Regions from separate parts of the Mus musculus genome. Here region 2 is linked to region 1. Evidence: chromatin contacts called from ENCODE Hi-C or POLR2A ChIA-PET data. All regions are on one chromosome and are shown on one strand. The core of a region is the stretch at or near the end of the contact, and the rest is flanking DNA. Distances in the headings are between cores, read along the strand shown. Region 1 holds the start of Tnip2 (TNFAIP3 interacting protein 2). Region 2 holds the start of Sh3bp2 (SH3-domain binding protein 2).

Region 1 (6,932 bases), core at 2,935-5,434:
GTATTTGCATTGAGCTGACAAGTACATAATCCCTTTGACATTTGCTAAAACTGTGCTTACCTGAATCTGTCACCATGGAATGCAGTACATGGTTACTGCAGTGGTTTAAATGAGAACGCCCTCCATGGGCTCATATATTTGAATCTTTAGTTCCCCATTGGTGGAACTGTTTGTAAAGGAATGGGAGGTGTGTTGTTGGAAAAGGTGTGCCAATTACTGGGGGTGGGGGAGCACCAAGTCCCATCTCTTCCTTATACTGCTTACATTAGCCTTATCCTGTGCATAACTCTGCAAACCATATAACCAAGGAAGCTACATCATAGAAAAAAGGCACGGGGGCTGGAGAGGTGGCTCAGCAGTTAAGAACAGCGACTGTTCTTCCGGAGGTCCTGAGTTCAATTCCCAGCAAACACATGGTGGCCCACAACCATCTAATGGGATCTCACGCCCTTTTCTGGTGTGTCTGAAGACAGCTATAGTGCTGTCTTTTATTTATACATAAAATAAATCGATAAATCTTTTATTAAAAAAGCAATACTGAAATTAAAATAAACAGGGTAATTTTGACACATATTTCTAGTGCTAATAATAGTTAGCCAATTTGTTTTGGCAGACTGAGGAGCCACACAATAGTTTTGTAATATTTAGTCACCATACAGTTAACAAAAATCCCTAAACAAAATTGCAAATAATTCTTAAAATCCCAGAACAAAATCTGTATGCCAGGGGCCATAGACTGCTTCTGTCTGGAGCCTCTAGAGAGCTATAAATAAGTCCCAGTTGCCGGGTACAGATACATCTGCACTGAACACCAATGGCTAGCAGACTGCAGATGAAGTTCTGTTCTGGTTATGGGGATCTCCTTTACCATAACTACCCCCCACTGATAGTCTGGTGACAAATTGTGAGGTGCCTTCAGAACCACACTCTGTACTCACTATGGCACCTGATGTTACAACACTAAATTAGTGGCACAGACCAGGCGGCCTCTGCTTTCCCTTCTGTTCTGATATTTTACAACCCTCCTTCCAGAAAGAGGGAGACTTGGAGTGGGGAGACTCCTATTGCTCTTGGTACTTTAAATGATACAGATAGAAAACCATGACAACAGAAGTGTGAACCCAGCAATGCCAAGGATCTGTGTCTTTGCAAAGGAAACGCAGGTAGAGGCATGTAAAAAGCATGTGAGATTATTTTATTCCTTCCTTTATTTTTCAGATATTCTGAAGTTTACCATCAGAAAAAAAAATGCTTTCTTTTTTCCCCCTCTAGAATTTTGTTATGGCTAGGTCTGGTAGCAAAAGCCTGTAATACCATCTACCTGAAAGACTGAGGCAGGGAGAATCCAAATTCAATGCCTGCCTGAGATTCACAGTGAGTTCAACATCCATTTGGGTAACTTAGTGAGACCAGATCTCAAAGTAAAAAGCAAAAAGAGAACTGGAGGGGCTGGAGAGATGGCTCAGCAGTTTAGAGCACTGAATGCTCTTCTGAAGGTCCTGAGTTCAAATCCCAGCAACCACATGGTGGCTCACAACCATCTGTAATGAGATCTGACGCCCTCTTCTGGTGTGCCTGAAGACAGCTACAGTGTACTTACATATAATAAATAAATAAATCTTAAAAAGGAAGAAGAAGCCGGGCGTGGTGGTGCACGCCTTTAATCCCAGCACTCGGGAGGCAGAGGCAGGCAGATTTCTGAGTTCGAGGCCAGCCTGGTCTACAAAGTGAGTTCCAGGACAGCCAGGGCTATACAGAGAAACCCTGTATCAAAAACAAACAAACAAACAAACAAACAAAAAGAAGAAAAAGAAGAGGAAGAGGGGGAAGAGGAGGAGGAAGAAGGAGGAGGAGGAGGAGGAGGAGGAGGAGGAGGAGGAGGAAGAGGAGGAGGAGGAGGAGGAGGAGGAGGAGGAGGAGGAGGAGGAGGAAGAGAACCGGAGATGCATGTAGCTCAATGGTGGAGCACCTGCCTAGGCTCTAGCTTCAATCCCCAGTACAAAAAGGGTGGAGATGGGAAGGAAAAAAAGAAAGGAAAAAAAAAGAAAGAAAGAAATCTAGCTGCAGTGGTTATCTTGAAAACAAGCATTATCTTTTATCAGGTAATCTCCTCTCTTATTTTCTTTCCTGGGAAAATCAAGACAGCTATGGACCAAATGGAATAAAATGCCAGCATCCCTCCAAATGCCGGACAAGGTTGTCAGGTTTAGAAATAATTGCTCCAGTAAAGTATTATTACTCATTTCAGTTTTGTGTGCTTATGATATCTCACAGGAACCAAATGATACCAAATGACAAGGAGAGCCAAATAAGAATTCACATATTATCAGACTGGCACCTGTCACTTCTTCCCACATAATACTAAAATGCCACCAACCAAAACCATGGGTCTTCTTTCTCAGAGCACCATCCTTAGGAGCCCTATGCATCTCTCAGGCCCCTGGCACCCTCCTCAAGATTCAGAACCCCACATTCCACAGAAGACCTCCCTAACACAGAACCCAAGAACCAAGACCTATACTGCCTCCTCATACCCAACACACACACACTGGAACCTGAACACAGTCCTCAAAGGGCAATGCCTGTCAGGATATCCTTGAGACCCTTTTGGCCCCATGCTTCGCTCATGTCCTTTAGAGCCTCTAGTGTCTGTCCCACAGAACCCTGAACACCACCCCTCCTCAGAATTCCATCTTAGTCAAGCCTGGTGCCCCCACTGTTGTTGCTTGAATGAGAATGCCCCCACAGGTTCATATATTTGCATTTTTTCATCATCAGATAGTAGCACAATTTGAGAAGGAATAGGACATGTGGCCTTGTTGGAGGAACTGTGTCACTAGGGATGGGCTTTGAGGTTTCAAAAGCCCGCACCAGGCCTAGTGGACGTCTCTCTGCCAGTGGATCAGGATGTAGCTCTCAGCTACTTCTCCAGCACCAAGCTTGCCTGCAAGCTACCATACTCCCCACCATGATGATAATGGACTGACCCTCTGAAACTGTAAGCCAGCCCTCAATTAAATACTTTCTTTTATAAGAGTTGCCTTAGTCATGGTATCTCTTTAACGCAAATAAGGCAGTGATTAAAACAGCTACACACCCCTTTGGGACTAATATAATAATATTACTAATAATATGAGTACATATTGGAGAAGCTTACTACCAACAGAACCACGTGTTCGAGGCTACCTCAGAACATTATGCCCCACAAGATCCCTGCACTCCAGGATCCCTCACATTCCGCAGAACCCTGTCCCCCACAAAACTTCATGAGTAAGTTTCCCACAGCAGTACCCCTCAAAGTCGAGAGACCCAGGGGGTCTGTCCCAAATTAACCTCTATTACAAGTCCCTCAGAAGTGCTCATAACCTCAGCAGGACGTCAGGACTTGGTACTCCTCAAACAGTCACACCCCTACCACCCTGTTGCTCACCAGAACCCCGAGCCCCAGAGACTCCTGCTCACCTCTGGCATATCCCCTGAGCCTACGAATGAATCCCGAACTGCTCAATACCCTGAACTACCCAGACTCTTACCTTCAGACCCTAATCCAACAGGATTACCTGCGCCTCTGATCCCCACGCCCTTCAGACCCTGAAACCTCAGGACCCACTAGTCTCAGGATCTCGTATCCCTCATAACCCAGCTCCTTTCAAACCCCAGCGCACCCCTAAACCACTATGCTCAGACCTCGAGCTCTTCAGACCCGCACCTCGAGCTTCATATCCTCGCGACCCTCAAGACCTCGCGCATCTCTGGACTCCACGTCACTCGCTCCAACAAGTTCCCCAGGCCGCCTTGCGCAGCAGCTCCCGCCCGCCCCGCACCTGCCGCAGCTGGGTCTCCGAAGCGCCTTCCTCCTGTCGTCGCAGCTGCTCACGGAAGCGCTCCACCTGATCCAGAAGTGCGTCCACGAGTGACGGCGCCGTGTGCCCTTCCAGAGCCGCGAGGCGGGTGCGGAGGCTCGCGATGAGGGCGTCACGCGCGGCCAGCTGATCCTTCAGGCGCTGTAGTTGCTGGCCGGCCTCGTGGTACAGGCCACAGAGCGCTGCGGCCGCACGCGGGGCCCCGTCCTGTCTACCAGACCTTGGGTCCCCAGACGACATGGCTGTAGGCCTTCCGTGGGGACTTGGGCGTCTCCAACTTCTCCACACAGGGGGAGCGAAAACCAGCCTTCCCGGAACGTTTCCCGCCCCGCCCACTCCCAGAGCCTAATCCGCCCCCGCCCACAGCTGGCTCCGCCTCGTCCATGGCCCGGAGTCTGACTCCGCCCCGCCTACAGCTGGCTCCGCCTCTCCCACTGCCGGGAGTCTGACTCCGTCCCCTCCCACAGCTGGTCCCTCCTACTCTATGATCTCACTTTCTCTTGACACACCAGCTCCATTCTAGGTGCTGTCTGCTCTATTCCCTGCGTCTGAGGAATTTTCCTGGAGTCAGACCCCATCTGCGACCAGGGTTTGGGGTTAGGTATCCTCTGGTACAGCAGCTGAAGAAAAGCAAATAAATCAAAGGACTTCAAACATGGGACGTAGAGTGTGGTCAGGTTTCATTGGCTGGGCTCCTTCCTCTTCCGGGACTTGACATGCGTTTCTTCATAGAGGGACACTGACCCAGAAAGGTGTTCCCATCCAGAGTACATGATGGAGCCCAGAGCCAGCCACCAAACCCCAGCATGCCCCTAAATTCGCGTTAGGATGGCCTTAGCGCTAGAAGCTGTTCTAGCAGAAGACAAGAGGGTGCCCACCCTTTCCTTCCCACAGTTTCCATATGAACACTGTTTTTCCACTGGGAAGTCTCTCCTCCGTGAGAATCTTTCAATGGCTCATTGCTAAGATCTCATGGAGGTCCCCTCCCTATGTGAGGATGTGTGTCTCCTTTTCTGCTCAGTCTTCTACTCTCAATACCCTGTCTGCTCACAGGCAAGCTCTGGTTGAGCCTGCAGGAACACACTCACTTGCAAGTATAAAACTATAAGCAAAGCCAGACCTCGCCAAGAATGTATGGGATGGATACTGGGAGTCACAGACCTGGCTCACTTATGTTCAGTTCCTTCTTAGCCCTTCCAGCCCAAAACTTCTGCTCAGAAAAGATGGGTCACAGTTGCTTCCTTCCCTACCTGGTAGGGGTGTTGTGGAACTAGAGAATGAGTGCGTATTTCTTTTCTATTAGTGTGACAAAATGCCAGGACCAAGGCAGCGTATAGAAGAAGCATTACTTGGGATAAAGGGTCAGATGTTTAAAGCTGATAGCTCACATCTTGATTACAAATCAGGAAGCAGAGGGCAAGCTGAAACCTCAGAATCTCTCTGCCCATAATGGCACAGCTCTTCCAACAGGCCATACTTTGAAATCCTTTCTAACCTTACATGAGTCACCAACTGGGGACCAAGTATCCAAACATGAGTCTATGGGAGCTGTTCTCATCCAAACTTCCATGATTAAATGATTGTCCAGCACAGTCATTGCTATGGTCATGCAGGGTCATCTTGATTGACTGAGGCAGTTGTGGGATGAAGGGGAAGTGGGTGTGGGAGTGGATATCACACAGAAGAACCCTGGCCCAGAGCTGATATGTGGCTTTAACTCTTCACTACTATTCCTGTGTGTAGCCTAGTAGACCACTCAAGTGCTTTTGAGCCTGGTTGTGAAGTGCAAAATATGAATCAAACAACAAAGACATTTATTCAAATGCTTCTGGGCCACATGTGTTTGGAGTTCAAAAGCTTTGATTTTATGTAGTTGCACATAATTGAGATAACCATCCTCTAAAAAGGTCTACTCTTGGAAGGCAGTGGTAGCACGTGCTTTTAATCCCCAGCACTCTGGAGGCAGAGGCAGGTGGATGGATCTCTGTGAGTTTGAGGCCAGCCTCGTCTACAGATTGAGTTCCAAAACAGCTAGGGCTAACAGAGAAACCCTGTCTTGAAAAACCAAATCAACAACAAAAGGAGTCCTGTTTCCAGTACCTGTGCATATGGGCAAGCTCTGCACAACAGGGAGTACTTGACCTCTATAACCATGTACTCCAGGCTCCTGACAAAGTAACAAAGACGTGATATTGCTTCAAGCTGCTAACACTTGGGAGTCTTTTTTAAAATGTGTGTGTGTGTGTGTGTGTAACATGCATGTGTGCATGATATGTATATGAGCATATATACTATACATGTATGTGTGAGTGTGCGATATGTGTGTGATATGTGTGTATGTATATATAGCATGCACGTGTGGGTGTATGTGTGTAGAGATCAAAAGTTAATGTCGAGTGTCTTCCACTGTTTCTCTTAGCCTTATTTTTTTTTGAGACAGGGTCTCTCACTAAACCCAGAGCTCATGGATTGGCTATACTGGTTGGCTAGCAAGTTCCAGGGATCCACCTGTCTCCATCCCCAACCCCAGGACCCGTGCTAGGGTCATAGATGTGTGTAGTCATGCTTAGTTTCACATGGGTGCTATGAGTCCAAAATCAGATTCTCAGGCTATCTGCTCGAATGTCACTGGGCTATCTCCCAGTCCTCAGGCTATCTGCTTGTACACCACTGGGCTATCTCTGCAGCCCCCTTGAAGATCTTTTTGGTTTGTTCTTTATTTTTCAGTCTCTTCACTTTGTAACCCTGGCTAGCCTGGAATTCTCTATGTAGATCAGGCTGGTCTGGAACTTATGGAGATCTGCCTGTCTCTGTCTCCCAAGTGCTAGGATTAACAGTGTATGCTACCATGCTTGGATCTTGTTCTTTACTTTTTGATGCTGGGTATCACTCTGTAGACCAAACTGGAACTCATTTTGTAAACCAGGCTAGCCTTAAACTCAGAGTAGTTCTTCTGCCTCAGGCTTCTAAGTTCTGGGATTATAGTTAGAGCTACCATCCCCAGCTACACTTGAAATCCTTTCTCTTATCGTATCAGAACAATTGACATAGAGTGTAGCACTCCCACTG
Region 2 (6,932 bases), core at 2,372-4,871, 36 kb after region 1:
TCCATATCCTCTAGCAGCCTCTGGAAACAGTGTTACCTGAATCAAGACCAGTTATGAGAGAAGGGGAGGGAGGAAGATGTATAGAGAAGCAGAGAGACTTGACTTGGAGGATGTGTGGCAGGTGTCCAGCCTTCCTGGTGTGCATGCAAGCACAGACATAAACTTACAGGCTCAAATGCATGTCCACATACACACATGCAAACAATTATCTCACACCTTCTACGTGGTCTCATGGGCTTTAGCCACAACCACTGACTTGCAAAGGTCTGGTGTGGGGCCGGGGAGAGGCCTGCAGCTACAAGCAAAAGGATCCACAAAACAGAATGAGCCTAGCAAATGAGTCCTGACCCTGCTACCCCAGCCTCCTACAGAGGGAGGGGATTTGTTGCTAGGTTATCAGGGGACTGGGCTCTTCCATGCCTCCTCTGCTGATAGGGACTTCCTAATTGGAAGATGAGGGCCAAGTGGGGTTTGAACTTATGTCTCCATACTATCCCTCAAAACTCTCATCCACGGTGGCTCAGCCCACCAAGGTTGCTGTTCCTACAGAGAAGGGAACTGGGCATCCCTGCTCCATGAACTGTCAGTTCCCTGACAGTTGAGTTGAATTGTGCTATTAGGTCCCTGGGTCCGGGGTGGTGCTGTGGGTACTGAGGTGGCTAGTCTGGTTAGTGGGCGGCTAAGAGTCTTCATTCTGTTCACAGGCGAGCCAGGAGTTCTTTAGTTTCTCTCCAGCTTTCCCAGGCACAGGTGGCGCTGGACTCTGTAGGCTGAGCTAAAACTCTCCAGGAAAAGCATGGTAGTAACCGCCTCCCACCCCCCAGGTGGCACATCCTCTTTCTGCTCCTAGCTTAGATTGGTATTGGGTTCCTGAGCAGGGTCACCTGGTGTCAGGCAGGGCTTATCTGGAGAGGGGTTGTGATTCCGGTTCTGAAGTGCGAACGTTCCTAGGAGAGATGAAGTAGAGTATCACTTGGCTCTCATGACATCCTCTCCAGCAAGGTGTTCAATGGCCGCCCACAAGCTTTCATTCTGCCCACAGGAAGGTGGTAGCTAGGCTGTCTCCTGCTGGCCACTGAGTTGAAACAAGATGGGGCTGAAACCGCTTAACTCTTGCACCCAACCCCACCCAAACATGCAGCCAGGGGGAGGTAGGCACATCTTTCCTTGCAGCAGCTCCAGACATCAGAGCAGGGCTCTGTTTCAGCTCCCTTCCACAATCCTCAGACCAACTACCCACCAGAAGCAACTGTCTAGTTTACTCTGGGCACTCTGGCTTCCCACTCTGGGCAGGGCCTGCAGGCTAAGTAAGTTTGGGGGATAGTGATAACCTACTATGGCCAGTGTCAGGTGGAAGGAAGGCTGGGTCACTAGCCCCAGGCTGGGGACATAGGACCAGCTACTATTCATGGGTACTCAGAAGAGGGAATGCTGAACCTCATTTGTTCCCAGACTTGTTGCTAGCACATCCTTCTACCTTGCAAAACCCACTTATTAGTCCTGATAATTTATAACTTCCTTGGAATTTTTGCTACATAAAGCCATGTAATCATTGCTTAGGTTTTGTTTTTGTTTGTTTGTTTTTCTTATCTGGACACTTGATTTACTTGTGTCTGCACAGCAAATGTATGTAGTGCTTGTAGAGGCCAGAAGAGGGCATCAAGTCCCCTGGAGCTGGAGCTGCAGACAGATGTGAGATTCCTTGTGGGTGCTGGATCCTCTGTAAAAGCAGTCAGGCTCCTAACCACTGACTGCCTGTCCAGCCTGACATTCAATTTCTTTTTATTATATACTTTCCTTGGCCACACTTTCCATACAATGTTGAAAAGAAGCAATGGGATCCTTGCCTTGTTCCTGCCTTTCAGGAAACTGAAAATGTTCGGCCTTTTACTTCCGGCTGTAATAGCTGTAGGCTTTTCTTAGATGGCCTTTGTTAGGTTTAGAGAGTTCCCTTCTGCTGTTTTTCTTCCTTCCTTCCTTCCTTCCTTCCTTCCTTTCTCTCTTTCTTCCCTTCTTTTTTCTTTTTAGATTTATTTATTATTGTATTTTTTTATGTGCTGTTAGATTCAGTTTGCTAGCATCTTGTGGAGAATGTTTATGCTGTGCCCAGAAGGGGATTTGGGGCTGGGGATATGGCTCAGTTGGTAGACTCCTGTCTAGTTTCAGTCCTCAACACTGCTTAAGCCAGATGTGGTCATCCTCAAACTTAGGATATGGAAGCAGGGAAATCAGAAGTTCAAGGCCAGCCCGAGCTATTCTGTCATAAAAAAGATACACAAACAGAAATCCTCAGAGACTTATTGGTCTGTAGCTTTCGTGTCTGTGACAGCTTCATCTGGGTTTGGGTATTGAGGTGATGCTGGCCTCATTGGATTTGCTCTGCGAGTTTGTATATGACTAGTGCTCTTGGAATCTAATATTTAATGGCTAAATTACTTTACTTGCAGCAGCAGGCAGTGGAAACAACCTGGACTAAGGTGAATTCTTGTGGGCTTGGGTGAGCAGAGTCTGTGCACAGCAGAGCAAAGCACATCTAAAAGGTCGAAAGTAGAGGTAGGGCTGGATTAGGAAGTGCTAGAGTGTTGCCAGGTGTGATAGTGTACAGCAGCAATACCAGTACTTGGGAGGCTGAGGCAGGAGGATGCCAAGGTAGAGCCAAGCCAGGGCTACAGAGTGAGACCCTCTTTAATGCCCCCCCCCCGGCAGGATTGTGTCCATGGCATTTAGAATAATGATGTGATGGGAATGGTGTGTTGGCTGGAAGGTGAGGAAGGGAAATTGGGGGAGGCAGGGAGAGGTGTGGCCTGCTCAGAAGCAGTAGAGACGGGGATCTGTAATGCAGGGTGGCTGGAAGAAGGAGGCAGCTTAGTGTTCTGGGTAAGATGTTCCTCCAGAAACCAATGCCCCAGGCAGCCGGACTCTTGGAGTGAGAAAGCTGTAGGAACGTCAAGGCTGCATATAGTAGGAAGGGGCCTGGAGAGCTTGCCTAATATAGAGACTTGGACACCAGGGAGAAGAGTCTAGAATAGACAGTTGGTGGGAGTGAAGCCTGAGGAATATACCAGAGTTGCCTCTGAAGGGCAAGTGTGCTGCCTTCTGCCACAGATAGTCCATCTTGGGGCAGCCTGTGTGATGATGGGAGATGGAGAAGGAAGGATGCCTAGGAAGTCAACAGGGCTTTACCAGCCTTAGGCATCCAGGAACACTCTTCTGGGACAGGTATTCAAAGAAGCCCAAGTAGGTAAGAGCTGCCAAGGGCTGGCTCACTCCTTGGAGGAATTCCGTCCCGAGGGAGACCCATGGAGTGGACATTGGCAAGGTGACATGATGGGGTACTAGCGTAGGAAGTAGGGTGCCATAGACGCTCATATCCAAGGTGCAAACTGGGTGGAGATCAGCAGGCGGGGACTTCGGGATCCTCAGATGTTGGGAATATGAGCGTGACTTCCTCATTCGCATTGGTGGCTTCCTTGTTTGTCTGGATGGCTCTTAATTCTGGATTATACAGACACAAGTTTCCAAGTTTCCACTTATTGCAGCCCACCACCCTCAGTGCAGTGGGTGGAGAAACTGACGTAAGGAGGGGCGGGTCCGCTTTCTTACCTGGCCCCTAGCCCTTACACTACCGCCCGCGAGGGGAGGAGCCAGGGGCAGCTCCGGCCTGGGGCTCTACGAGCTATGGCGGGCTCAGGGTCGCGGCCGCGGAGCTGGGGCTGGCGAGAGACAGGCTCCAGGGACGAGGCTGCGGCCGGTGGGCCCACCTCGGGACCCTGTCGCTGCTCACAGGGAAGGCGGGCGCTGGCCGCCCCCCGGAAGCCGGCTGTGCCCGCCGCGTGGACACCGTGAGTACTGATCCTGCCTGGGGCTCGGGATCTGGGGCCCCAGCCCTGGTTCTGAGCATCCACACTCAGTTCAGACTTCCACTCCTCAGACCTGGGCCCCCACCCTCTGCACCACGACCCGGGACCGAAAGTCCCTGGAGCCCCAGGCGCTATCCGGCGTCTACTCAGAACAAAGGAGAGCATGGGCCAGCCAGAGTTGGCTGGCCAGGGGGCTTCGAGAGCCTGGCGCGCTGTCTGTCCATCTGCTTGCACGGCATGGGCATGGGAGTGGGCACCCTCCTCGCACTCCACTGCTGTGCTCGGACCCGCGTTCCCCTTGGCCCTGCGCGGGGGTGTGGTCGCGCCATTGTTCCAAACCTCCGCCTGTGGTTCTGTGGTTCGAGGACCAATGGTCCTGACCAATGGCCTGGACCATGGACCAAGTGCATTTGAGTGTTAATGCGCTCTCTCTCTCTCTCTCTCTCTCTCTCTCTCTCTCTCTCTCTCTCTCTCAGTGTGTGTGTGTGTGTGTGTGTGTGTGTGTGTGTGTGTGTGTGTGATGTGTGTGTGTATGGGGTAGCCAACGGAACTTGATTCTCTAACACATATTTGGCGGTGTGAGGTGAGCCTGGCCGTTGACAAGAGCTTAATTGATTTCCATCCTTTTTCCTTTCATTTTCGGATGCAGTAGGTTTCCCTGCTTCAGCCTTCTGAATGCTGAGCTTTCAGACGTAGGCCACCCCGGGGCTGGAGGGTTTTCTCTGTGTGTTTTTGGGGGAGTTGGCACTATAGTAATAGAAATCTCAGCAGCCTGCCCTTCTGGATATGGCTGGAGCCATCCCACCTTGTTGAGAGCAGATCCCTGACCTTCCCCTCATGCAGTGCCTCAGGGTCCAAAGAGGGACCTGATGGGGTGAGTGGGTGTACCAACAGAATAATGCCAAGTTAGGGGGCAATTGTGACTGGCACTTGGGGTTCCTTACAGGAAGGACCCTCTGAGTCTTGATACTCTGGGCTGATAATGTGGATACTAGAAAACCTGCCAAATGGTCCTCATGGCACTGATGACAAGGTGTATGTGTGTGTGTTCAGAGTCCACCCTGTGCTCCCAATTTATAGCTCTAACAACTGAGGCTGGAGTTCCCCCAGAAAGCCAAACTATTGGAGCCCAAATTATTAAATCTGGGAAGTGGGGGGCTCTTGGCTTGCTCTTCTATTACCTGACTTCAGGGCTTCAAAGTGGGGATAGACAGAAGTTACTGAGGAAGGGTGGACATCTCAGGACCTGACTTTCTCTCCATAGAAGATCAGATCTGATGGAAAAGGTTCTCATTGCCTGCCTCAGTGCTCTTGAACAGCCATTTTCAAGGGGGTGACCCCAGTGCCCCCTGCTCTAGGACAAGCACTTTGTGAGCTGCCCAGGCATTGGAACCTTGGGTAGCTATGGCATAAGGCCTGATATGCCCAGGCTAGGGCTTCCTGAGTTCAGTCATTACTGCCCCAGCCTTCCTGGGGCCATGAACTCGCTGAATTCACGGTGGTAAAAGGACTGTGCTCAGAATTCTGGAGTCAGGTGTGTCGCCAAGAGGATTGGGGACTGACTATGTGGCATGGTCACCCCCAGAGCCCCACTCAGAAGCCTGGGGACTTATGAAGAGTCCTCCTCCACTGACCTGACCCTCCACGTTGCCTTCTAGATCTTAGCCATGCCCTCTCAGGACCCCCTGCCAAACTGTTCCCCGCTGTCCTCCCGGCTGAGTCCTGTCTCTTTTGCTTCAATTGCAGCTTCATGGCGGCTGAGGAGATGCAGTGGCCTGTCCCCATGAAGGCCATTGGTGCCCAGAATTTGCTGACCATGCCTGGTGGTGTGGCGAAGGCTGGTTACCTGCATAAGAAGGGTGGCACCCAACTGCAGCTGCTCAAATGTGAGTCACTGGATCATGGGAGTTTCAAAGGGAGGACACGGCTCTGCTTCTCCAGGGCTCTAGTGGGTCTCCTGAGATTTCTTTTCCTTTTCTAGCAGCTGGCACACCTAGGAAACCTGATGAGTTCCTTACCCTGGACCTTGTCACAGGATCCAACATAGTATAGCAGGCAAACTGAGGAGTCATGAGTGCTTCAGTCTGCAGCCAAGGCTGGAGGTCCTCAGGGTGGCCTGATAGATCTGGTCCCTCAGTGCTGTTTTTGCCTTGCATGTGACTTGTGGGTGAGGTGGTGAGTCATGTGGCACAGAATGGTCCCATGTGGCAGGCCAGGAGCCAGCTGAGTGTCAGGATGCCGAAGGCATAGAGCGCTAGAGCCTTGCCCGGCTCTGATCAGCCATGGACACTCCATCCTTTTGCCCCTGGGATGCCCTCTGCCAGGGATGCCCTGCCCCCGTGTTGCCTGCCTGGGATGCTCTAGCTGGACTGTTGGACCCTGTGTGCATAGCAATGTATAGATGTATGTGCTCCAAGGAAGAACCATAAATAACCTTTCCCCAGGGTTAGGAGGGGCTGTTCTGGGCAGGAGCCCTAGAGCCTGAGAACAGCTCCACCTCGATGGCTCTCACCAGCCGGCTCTGGGTGCCTAAGCTCTGCTCTCCTTGTCCTGTCAGGTCCTCACCTCCTCAATAGCCCTATTGCTCCAAGCAAGGCTGCCATGGCCTCCTTAGGCCTCTGGTCCAGGCTCCACCCTTTCTTACTGTCCCTTGAGGCCTTAATCTACCCCTTTTGGGCCAGATTTTGTGGCCAGGCCTTTCCTGGGATGGTGCCCCAAAACTTGCCCATGTGCCAGTGAACTTGTTTATATTTGACCCCAAAGAAAGTCCAAGGAAGGGGCAGCATACCAGCTCAGCTCCCTGCTCTACCTTCTGCAGTCTCAGAGGTTTGCTTCCAAGTTGCCCAGGACCTCTGGAGACCTCCTCAGAGTAGAGTTAACTGGTGGCTCTGTGGCTCACCTCTGCCACTGAATTGTCCCCAGGGCCCCTCCGCTTTGTGATCATCCACAAGCGCTGCATCTACTACTTCAAGAGCAGCACATCTGCCTCCCCACAGGGTGCCTTCTCACTGAGTGGCTACAACAGGTGAGTGTCCATCCTGTCTGCTCACCAACCTCCCATGCCCTCCCTCT

What was found. Hi-C counts contacts between places; a loop is a spot of excess contacts on that map. ChIA-PET counts read pairs that join two places held with the same protein, here RNA polymerase II (POLR2A).
Region 2: a map of v-Abl transformed pro-B cells shows a loop between it and region 1 (2.0-fold over the local background). The contact joins the promoter of Sh3bp2 here to the promoter of Tnip2 in region 1. A Hi-C loop is called at or near these places in 2 of 37 maps with a recorded cell type or tissue (T-helper 2 cell and v-Abl transformed pro-B cells). POLR2A ChIA-PET finds 5 or more read pairs at or near these places in 3 of 5 experiments (Patski and embryonic stem cell).

What each region holds. Positions count from the first base shown.
Region 1 is chr5:34,509,795-34,516,726 of GRCm38, forward strand. It overlaps Tnip2 (TNFAIP3 interacting protein 2), which reads right to left and starts at 4,185. Exons shown (of 6, transcript NM_139064.2): 1 at 3,825-4,185. The coding sequence starts at 4,103.
Region 2 is chr5:34,545,955-34,552,886 of GRCm38, forward strand. It overlaps Sh3bp2 (SH3-domain binding protein 2), which reads left to right and starts at 3,622. Exons shown (of 13, transcript NM_001145859.1): 1 at 3,622-3,842; 2 at 5,607-5,746; 3 at 6,783-6,885. The coding sequence starts at 3,679.